2 separate regions of the Homo sapiens genome follow, and region 1 is linked to region 2. The links are chromatin contacts, found by Hi-C or POLR2A ChIA-PET in ENCODE. All regions are on one chromosome and are shown on one strand. The core of a region is the stretch at or near the end of the contact, and the rest is flanking DNA. Distances in the headings are between cores, read along the strand shown.

Evidence for each region. Hi-C counts contacts between places; a loop is a spot of excess contacts on that map. ChIA-PET counts read pairs that join two places held with the same protein, here RNA polymerase II (POLR2A). Pooled maps may share reads with other maps.
Region 1: a pooled map shows a loop between it and region 2 (24-fold over the local background). The contact joins the enhancer-like site here to the promoter of RFX1 in region 2. A Hi-C loop is called at or near these places in 1 of 37 single-sample maps with no recorded cell type and 3 of 50 pooled maps. POLR2A ChIA-PET finds 5 or more read pairs at or near these places in 1 of 52 experiments (activated CD4-positive, alpha-beta T cell).

Annotation. Positions count from the first base shown.
Region 1 is chr19:16,443,726-16,448,661 of GRCh38, reverse strand. The region is part of intron 1 of EPS15L1 (epidermal growth factor receptor pathway substrate 15 like 1); the gene reads left to right. Among named protein-coding and RNA genes, the nearest start is that of EPS15L1, 26 kb to the left of the region's middle. RefSeq lists enhancers at 2,712-2,771, 2,882-2,961, 2,696-3,895, 3,998-4,177. Within about 2 kb of position 1,566, at least 32 of the 41 ENCODE cell types and tissues checked have a DNase peak (open chromatin) inside an H3K27ac peak, as active enhancers do.
Region 2 is chr19:14,005,025-14,009,951 of GRCh38, reverse strand. It overlaps RFX1 (regulatory factor X1), which reads left to right and starts at 3,632. Exons shown (of 21, transcript NM_002918.5): 1 at 3,632-3,849. RefSeq lists enhancers at 2,822-3,349, 3,350-3,877, 3,878-4,406 and silencers at 3,601-3,780, 3,831-4,210.

The DNA.
Region 1 (4,936 bases), core at 317-2,816, 2.4 Mb before region 2:
ATGTTAGCCAGGCTGGTCTTGAACTCCTGACCCCAGGTGATCCGCCTACCTTGGCCTCCCAATGTGCTGGGATTACAGGTGTGAGCCACCGCGCCCGGCCTTTCTCCCCCCCCCTTTTTTTTTAATACGGAATTTTGCTCTTATTGCCCAGGCTGGAGTGCAATGGTGCAATGGTGTGATCTCGGCTCACCTCAACCTCCATCTCCCGGGTTCAAGCGATTCTCCTGCCTCAGCCTCCCGAGTAGCTGGGATTACAGGCATGCGCCACCATGCCTGGCTAATTTTACATTTTTAGTAGAGATGGGGTTTCTCCATGTAGGTCAGACTGGTCTTGAACTCCCAAACTCTGGTGATCCTCCTGCCTCGGCCTCCCAAAGTGCTGGGATTACAGGCATGAACCACCACGCCAGGCCTTACATGGCTCTTTCACAGTGCAAACATAAAGTTTGTCTGCCAATCTTTCCTTTTGTGAATCGGGCTTTTGGTGTCAAGTCTAAGAACTCTTTGCTTTGCCCTAGATCCTGAGGATTATGTTTTACATTTGAATTCATGATCCACTTTGAGTTACATTTTGTACGAGGCATAAGACTTTTAGTTCGAGGCCCATGTTTTTCCTATGGATGCCGATTGCTCCAGTGCCCTTTGTGGAAAGGCTTTCCTTCCTCCTGAAATACTTTTGCACCTTTGTCAAGAAATCCACTGGGCAGATCTGTGTGTGTCTGTTTCTCAGATTCTACATTCTGTTCTGTGCATTACTGTCTGTGCCCGCCCCCTGCCAATACTCCACTGTCTTAACTACTCTAGCTATAGAGTCAGTCTTGAAATCAGGTAGACTGACTCTTTCCACTTTATTATTCTTTTTCAGAATTGTTTTAGCTTCTCTGCCTTTTTTTTTTTTTCCGAAGATGAAGTCTTGCTCTGTCGCTCAGGCTGGAGTGCAGTGGTATGATCTCGGCTCACTGCAGCCTCCGCCTCCCAGGTTCAAGTGATTCTCCTGCCTCAGCCTCCTGAGTAACTGGGATTACAGGCACCTGCCACCATGCCTGGCTAATTTTTGTATTTTTAGTAGTGATGGGGTTTCATCATGTTGGCCAGGCTGGTCTTGAACTCCTGACCTCAGGTGATTCACCCACCTTGGCCTCCCTAAGTGCTGGGATTACAGGTGTGAGCCAGAGTGCCTGGCCCTGTAATACTTAAATTACTAGTGAGATGGAACATTTTCTTTCTAACTTTGCTGCATCTCTTCTTTCTGAATTGCCTCTCTCTTTGCTCATTTTTAATTGAGATGTCTTTTTCCTTGTGATTTGGAAAAGCTCTCTTTTCACTTGCCAAGTCTTCTCCTTCTCTTGGTAACATTTACCTTAGCTCTGCTGTAGAAACCTCTGATGGAGCAGTTGGAGAGAGCTGCCCATCCAGTCCAGGAAGGTTAGACATACCCCAGCGTTTCCCTGATGCCTTTTGAATGTTTTGAGTCAAGTCCCAGTTCTGCCCCGTGCTTGCCACATGACTGAGCCAGGTTATCTCACCCGCAGAATGTGGGCCGGCCTGCTGGGAGGGCTGGGCTCACATTGGGTGATGGTTGTGCAAGGCCTGTGGGGGCCTCTAAGGGGAAGGCAGAAATGGAAGGATTATCAAGCAAGCTCTACTCCGGGCTATGTTTTTGCATCCATATGTTTTTCTAAGTAGGAACTCAGACTGAGATGTGTTTCAGTGTTATATGCCTAACTTCCTGCAAAACTTGGCAGTGGCATTGAAAAACATAGCCATTATGGGGTCTCAGCTTTCCTGGGGAAATGGCAGGTCATCGAAAACACTGGCTTTCAAGTCCATTTATATGCTCAAATTGAGTGTTGCCTTTTGACCTCTTCTGTTTAATAAAATGCTCCAGCACGTCATCACGGACGTGCATTTTCCCAGGCCAGCATATGCATGAGGCTGTCCTGTGGTCCGGTGCACAGCCCTGTGACACCTGGGCTGTCATTACAGGGTGCACAGTAGGTGAGGGTCTGACTCCAGGACCACCTATCCTGGGTGCTTCACTGACTGTTGCTCATTGGCTGTTGTGGTCCTGAGTAGGGCAAACTCAGTTTCCCCACCTGTCAACTGGACTAGTAATATTACCTGCCCTTTAGCGTTGTCGGGAGGATGAGAGGTACTGGATAGGAAACAAGGGATTATAGGTACTTCTCTGAACATTTTACAGTGAAAATGGATTGCTTTCCAAAAGTCATTTTGAACCAAGGCTGATGATCATTGGTTTGTTTTGCACAAGAGCGCGTACTTTGCTAGCAGAGTGAGAGTGAGAGTTTGGGCAGGAGGCAGCCAGGCATGAAGATGTAGGAGGCGTCCTGCCCTCGGCCACGTGCGGGGATCAGAGTTGGGTGAACCCTGCTTAGGAGTCGTTAGAACACAATCCTGAGACAGTTTCTCCTCCGAGGTGGTTCTGCTGGGTTTCTCCATCTCAACTGCTGTTGTCCTGGGTTACAGTTACAGGCGCTTGTGTGAATTGCGGTGTTTTAAAGCCTTCAGAGCAGAAGGATGTGAACTTGTCCTTCTCCTTGTGCCCCTCTCTCTGTCATCCCACTTGTAAATTGTTTCTGGGCTGGAGGATAAGTGAGGAGGCCACAGGAACTTTGCATGTTGTCTCTTAGCATTTTGAGTTAGGAAGAGCAACTGAAAGACCGAGCTGAAAGCTACACTGAACCTCATCAACAATTCACACACTGCAGAGGCGAAGATGGCGTCTTCTCAGCACAGTGGGCTGGGTCAGGAGAACACATCGGGTCAGCTCTGCTGCACTTCCTTCCATTCCTACGGCCATCCTGGTGCCACCTGCAGCCTCTTACGGTGCAGGCCTCATCCCCTGGTGCGTCCCCTCTCTGCTGTTGCCTCGGGCTTGGCCCCAGGCTCACTTTGGGGTCAGACATGGGTGGGCAGCTCCAGAGGCTGCTCTCAGCATACAGAGGGCTCTTTCCCAGTAGCTGTGAATCTTCCTTTTGGGGGCCAAGAGGTCTCTGCACAGGGGCCAGTGACAGACTGCCTGGGGCTGGGGATTTATGTCATTAGCAACATGTGTCTTCAGTTCTGTCGCAATGACATATCAGGGCAGCGTGCAGGTGTGAGTCCATTGTTCCTGGGAAGAAGCCTGGCATAAGAGGAAGTGGCAGTTGGGGCCTGGTGCTGTACCTTCTTTCTTCCCCCTTCTGCTTTTGCATATGCAAAACCTGACATATGTGTAATTAGATCAAAACCTCTGACCACTGTCATTGTTCCAGGTTACCCAGATGGACTCCCGTGGTGATGAGCAATGGTTGAGCCATACTCCCTGGGCTTTCCCTCAGCTGTAGGTCTTTTGAGAGTGACATCCGGTGGTCATCAAGTGTTCGAGCCGGATGAGCCTTTAGCATGGATGGGCAGAGGTTGGAGCTCTGGGCTGTGTCCTTCAGCGACTCTTCTGGATTAGTCCAGGCCTTGTTTCTCTTGGTTGCGGATCTTGTTGCTCATTAGCGCCTGGGAAGTAGAGCAGATATTTAATAACCCTGCATGCCTCAAAGACTGAAACTCTTTTTTTTCCACTGGAATCACAGTAGCTTGGAAACCTCTTTCCCTTGCTTCCCATGAGATTGTTAAAAAACTCGCCTGGGGCTGGGCGTGGTGGCTCATGCCTGTAATCCCAGCACTTTGGGAGGCCAAAGCAGGCGGATCACCTGAGGTCAGGACCAGCCTGGCCAATATGGTGAAACCTCGCTTCTACTGAAAATACAGAAATTAAGTGGGCATGGTGGCACGCACCTGTAGTCCCAGCTACTCGGGAGGCTGAGGTAGGAGAATGGCTTGAATCCAGGAGTCAGAGATTGCAATGAGCTGAGATTGCGCCACTGCTCTCCAGCTTGGGTGACAGAACAAGACCCTGTCTCAAAAAAAAAAAAAAAAACTTGTCTGGAAATGTGCTTCAGATCCAGACCTCTCTGATCATTGGCAGGAAGGGCACCTTTGTCATCTGAAGTGAGGGCCTCTGGAGTCTGTGAACCCATGGCAGGCGATGTGCTGTTTGCTGCCTAGACCTGACCACTGTCACCTTTACTGACAGATGACAAACAGCCTGCCTGCCTTGGCCTCCTTTCTGTGGGTCTTCTTCCTCTGGGGAGACATATTTTGGAAATAAGCTGGAGTTTGAGCCCAGAAGTTGACACAGGTGTGATGGCTGGACACTGTCATCTAACGAGGTTGTAAGATGCTAAGGGTGATAGCCACTCCTTCCTGTACCCCTCACCCAGGAATGGTGTCACTGCCTCCAAGCACGAGGGGGGCAGCCATCTTGGGGCTGCTGTTGCTATACACACTTACCTCCTATGTCTTTTCCATGATGTCTTTGTCTGTTTTAAAATGATGGCTCCTAAATCTCTGGCTTTTCTTGCTTTTTCATGTTATTCTAGTTTTTTCTGCCTTTTCAGTGTTTCCCCCTTTCTTTTCCTCTTTTTTTTTTTTTTGACTTTTTCCCTCTCCCCTTTCAGATCTTTATGCTATTTTCCTTCTATTTTCATTTTGTCATGGTAGTTTTCTCTGTACTTTCACTTCTTTTTTTTTTTTTTTTTTTTGAGACGGAGTCTCGCACCGTCGCCTGGGCTGGAGTGCAGTGGCGCGATCTCGGCTCACTGCAATCTCTGCCTCCCGGATTAATGCAATTCTCCTGTCTCAGCCTCCTGAGTAGCTGGGATTACAGGCGCACACCACCACACCTGACTAATTTTCTGTATTTTTAGTAGAGACGGGGTTTCACTATGTTGGCCAGACTGATCTTGAGCTCCTGACCTCGTGATCTGCCTGCCTCGGCCTCCCAAAGTGCTGTTTGGGATTACAACTTTCACTTCTTTATACATTCACAGGTGTTGGCGTCCCCCAGAGACGCTGACCATAATCCGGGCATTATTATTTT
Region 2 (4,927 bases), core at 2,383-4,882:
GTAATTCTGCCTCAGCCTCCCTAGTAGCTGGGATTACAGGCGCACGCCACCACACCCGGCTAATTTTTGCATTTTTAGTACAGATGGGGTTTCACCATGTTGGCCAGGCTGGTCTCAAAATCCTGACCTCGTGATCTGCCCACCTTAGCCTCCCAAAGTGACGGGATTACAGGCGTGAGCCACCACGCCCGGCGAGGTCTTTATTTTTATTTATTTATTTATTTATTTATTTATTTATTTATTTATTTATTTGAGATGGAGTCTCACTCTGTCACCCAGGCTGGAGTGCAGTGGGGTGATCTCGGCTCACTGCAACCTCTGCCTCTCGGGTTCGAGCGATTCTCCTGCCTCAGCCTCCAAGTAGTTGAGATTACAGGTGCCCACCACCACGCCCATCTAATTTTCGTATTTTTATTAGAAATCGGGTTTTGCCATGTTTTCCATACTGGTCTCGAACTCCTGACCTCAAGTGATCCGCCCACTTCCGCCTCCCAAACTGTTCGGATTATAGGCATGAGCCACTGCACCCAGCCAGCAAGGTCTTTATGAACTGTATTTTGCGCTGACCTCCTGTCTTATCCTGTGACTAAGAATGCCTTAACCATTTAGGAATGAAGCCTAGCAGGTCTCAGCCTCATTTTACCCAGTTCCTGTTCAAGATGGAGTTGCTCTGGTTCACACGCCTCTGGCAGAGAGGGCACCTACTTCCTCTCTCTGGGCATCCATTGCCCACCTGTCAAGAGCGGGGAGCGTCCCACTTTGCTGGGTTCGCTGGGAATTATGTGGCTATTATTACCTCTACAACCTTATCTCTCCTGGCTTTAGCAGAAGTTCCTGTTCCCAGCTTTGAAGGCAGTTCTCTCCCCCCGTTTTTTTTTTTTTTTTTTGAGACGGAGTCTCACTGTGTTGCCCAGGCTGGAGTACAGTGGCGCGATCTTGGCTCACTGCAACCTCTGCCTCCCAGGTTCAAGTGATTCTCCCACCTCAGCCTCCCCAGTAGCTGGGACTACAGGCACGTGCCACCACACCGACCTATTTTAGTATTTTTAGTAGAGACAGGATTTCGCCGTGTTGGCCAGACTGTTCTGGAACTCCTGAACTTGGCCTCCCAAAGTGCTGGGATTACAGGCATGAGCCATCATGACCGGCCCCTCCACCTGGATTTATGAGGCTTGCTTCGTCTCTCACCACTCAGGCTCATTCTGTGGGACATCCCCCCTCAGATAACACTGGCTACAGCATCCTCTCATTCTCCTACCCCACTCTCTTATGTTGCTCTCAGGACTCTAAGGAGCCTATCTTACAATTTATCTGTTTATTGTGTATCCCATCCTAGAATGCAAAGGGAGTTGTTTGCTTTCTTTTTTTTCCTTTTTTTCTTTTTTTTCTGAGACTCAGGCTGGACCACACAATCATTGCTTACTGCAGCCTCTACCTCCGGAGCTGAACCAATCCTGCCAGCCTCAGCCTCCAGAGTAGCTGGGACCACAGGCACATGCCACCACGCCTAGCTAATTGCTTTTTTTTTTTTGAGACAAAGTCTCGCTCTGTCGCCCAGGCTGGAGTGCAGTGGCAGAATCTTGGTTCACTGCAACCTCCCCCTCCCGGGTTCAAGCAATCCTCCTACCTCAGCCTCCGGAGTAGCTGGGATTACAGGCATACACTACCATGCCCAGCTAATTTTTGTAGAGACGGGTGTCTTGCTTTGTTGCCAAGGCTGGTCTTGAACTCCTTGGCTCAAGCAATCTTCCTTGCTTGGCCTCCCAAAGTGCTGGGATTACAGGTGTGAGCCACCATAAATGAAGTCACCTTTCTTCACTTGTATAGCCCAGGGCCTTGCACCGAGGAAATATAATGTTGGTTGAATTAGGAAACAAACTTAGGTGGAGTCACTTTCTGAATGCCACACAGCAGGGCTGGCATTAGACTTCAGGGCTGTCTGAGCCTGTTTTCTTTTCCCCTTGCTGTTCTAGGGCCTACCTGGGATGAGAATGCAAAATTTAAGAGAAGGCCAAAGAGCTCAGTCATAAGATAATTGACATTTAAAACATAAAAAGTAGGCCGGGCGTGGTGGCTCACGCCTGTAACCCCAGCACTTTGGGAGGCCGAGGCGGGCGGATCACGAGGTCAGGAGATCGAGACCATCCTGGCTAACACGGTGAAACCCCGTCTCTACTAAATATACAAAAAATTAGCCGGGCGTGGTGGCGAGCACCTGTAGTCCCAGCTACTCGGGAGGCTGAGGCAGGAGAATGGCGTGAACCTGGGAGGCGGAGCTTGCAGTGAGCCGAGATTGCGCCACTGCACTCCAGCCTCAGCGACAGAGTGAGACTCCGTCTCAAAAAATAATAATAATAAATTTATTTTAAACACAAGATCTGACCCTGAGCTTGCATAACGCATCTCACCTTAATCCCTGTGTTGGCGGATCCTGTCTTTATTTAAAATTGTGATGTTTTGTTCATCATAGATTTATTTTTTCCCATTAATTTGGATATTTAACAAATATTGAATTAGAAGATTATTTATCTTGATGACTGAGTTTTTGCTCCCAAGATGTTCACCCTAGTCCGGGCCCTGTTTCTGTCTCTTCTCGTCCTGCAGCACCCAGACAGTCCCTTGAGGAAACTGAGGCACAGAGGAGCGTATGTGTGGGAGGTGTGTGTGTGTGGCGGGGGTTGTGGTGAGCTCTCCTGGGCGGACCAAGCTCCCTGGGCTGGGTCGGGGCTGACCTTTGCTTATCTACCGCGGTTGAAGCCGCGAATGAAGTCCCCCGCCTTGCAGAGACCTTTCCCAAGGCGGCCGCACCGCCTGCGGGGCAGAGATAGCCGCGGTCACCCCGGCAGCGGTGACCTTTTCCGGCTGGAGGGGACCGGGAGGCGGGAGAAGGCGCGGCGGCCGCGCTGTCTGGCCGGCTTGGGCGGAGGAGGATGTCACCCCAGCGGGTGGGAGCTGGGATCGAACCCCGCCGCGGCCTCCCGCTTCCACCCAACCCCGACGGGGCCATGGGCAGTGGGGAAGGGGGACGCGCGCCCAGTGACGTCATCGAATCCCGAGTCCGGCCTTCGCCGCTGTCGTCACAGAGGGGCTGCGCTGCGTCACTGCATTCCTCCCCTGACGTCAGCGCAAGAAGCCAGAAACTGGCCCACCGAGCGAGAGAGAAGTCTGGAGCGGAGTCTTCCTTTCTCGCCTTTTTAATTTGGTAAGACATGTAAAGTGTACGCAAGAGCGGACTACAACTCCCAATCGGCCTTGCGTGCCGAGCATGCGCACGGCCTCCAGCCAGAGAGCGCGGCAAACCTTTGGTAGATTGACGTCCCTTTAGTCGAACCAGGAGGCCGGTTTTACATCGGCAAACCAATCCCGTCCTCACGAGTCCTACCCCTTTATTCTTAACCAGCTGCTTCCCTGCCGGAGTGACGGGCCCGGCTGCCTTTGAGGGTTCAGTTTCTTTTGATGGACATTCATACTGATAAATCAGATCGCCGGGAAGTCCAGAGGGTGTTGAAAAGCGTGCATCGGAACTAATAGTTTAGCTGCAAGGCCTGGCGCCGTCCAATCACTTCTCCGGCCGCCGCCAATCACCCCGGGCCCCGCCCCCGCGCGTGACGTAACTAGGGTGGGTAGCAACAGTTGCCCCGGTGAGGGAAACGGAGGCGCCATAGCCACGGTAGTCGTGGCGACCAAGCAACCCGGCAACGCGAGTCAACAACAACAACCGCCCGGCCGACCCCCACCCCCACCCCCCAGGCCCGGCCCGGGGACCCCAGCACGTCCCGTCCCCTTCCCAACATCGACTCCGAGACCTCCGAAAAGCGTTTCCGCAGACAGAAGTGGGGAGAAGCGGAGGTAACCAGGGCGGCCCCGGGGTGGCTGGCCGGGCCGGGGTGGGCGGCGGGGCCGGGGCAGTAGGTGTCTCTGTAATCACAGTCCGGGGGGAAGGGGCGGGCGGTCAAAATGGCGGCGGCGACTGTCTGGACCGTGGGGGAGGGGGCCGGGGCCCGGCTGGAACGACACCACCCGCCCCCGTCCCCGCGGCCCGGCCCCCGCGAGGGGCGGGCGCTCGCAGGCCCGCGGCGAGTGGAGGTCGGCAGGCCGGGGCGGGGGGCTTTTATATGTCGGGAGCGCGAAGGGGCGGGCCTGGGGAGGCTGGGCCAATGGGAGCGAGGGAGGTACGAGGCGGGGCCAAGGTGGGTGGGCGGGACCAGGAGGGAAGGTATGGGCGGGGCCGGCTGGGTCTCCCCAACCTCCACCTCGGGAACCAGGGTGGGCAGCCACCACCCGGTCCGCCTTCCAGATCCTTAAGCGACTCCCTTCTTCCTTAAGAGCTTTGCAGTTGTCCCAGGACTCAGAACTTGGACAAGTGCCTGTCCATCTGAGGCCTCAGTTTTCCATCCTGTAAAATGGGGAGAATCATTGACATCGCCCTTTTCCTGCAGTACCGGGACTCCTCATTCCTTCCAGGAATTTTACTTACGGCTTATCTTTGAACCTTTTCCTCGTATCTACCGTTTCTGAATGTGGTTTGATAAAATAACTGTCAGCTAGTCCTGATTTCAACACTGCAGCCCACTCCTAAACCTGCCACCTTCTCTCTGGGAGGAAGCAAAGAGGAAGCAAAGTTTCATGGAGGAGCTAGGAGTCGATTTGGCTTTAGCGTGGAGGATCTGGTTTGCAGAAATCAAAGTCCATGGTAGGGAGGAGTGACCATGAGGGAATGCTTTAGAGGAACAGAAACCTGAGTGCTTTTCTCTGGGCTGCTGTTTGAGACCTGATGTTTCCTGGTTTGAGGTTGCGGGGGTTTGTTCCTGGAGATGGAACGTTTCTGGGTCCTGCCCATCGAGGTCTCCCCTACTGGGAATGGGGGAGCAAATGAAGCCTGAGGAAGTTTCTTAGATTTTTTAAACCCGCTTCTCTTGGCCAGACA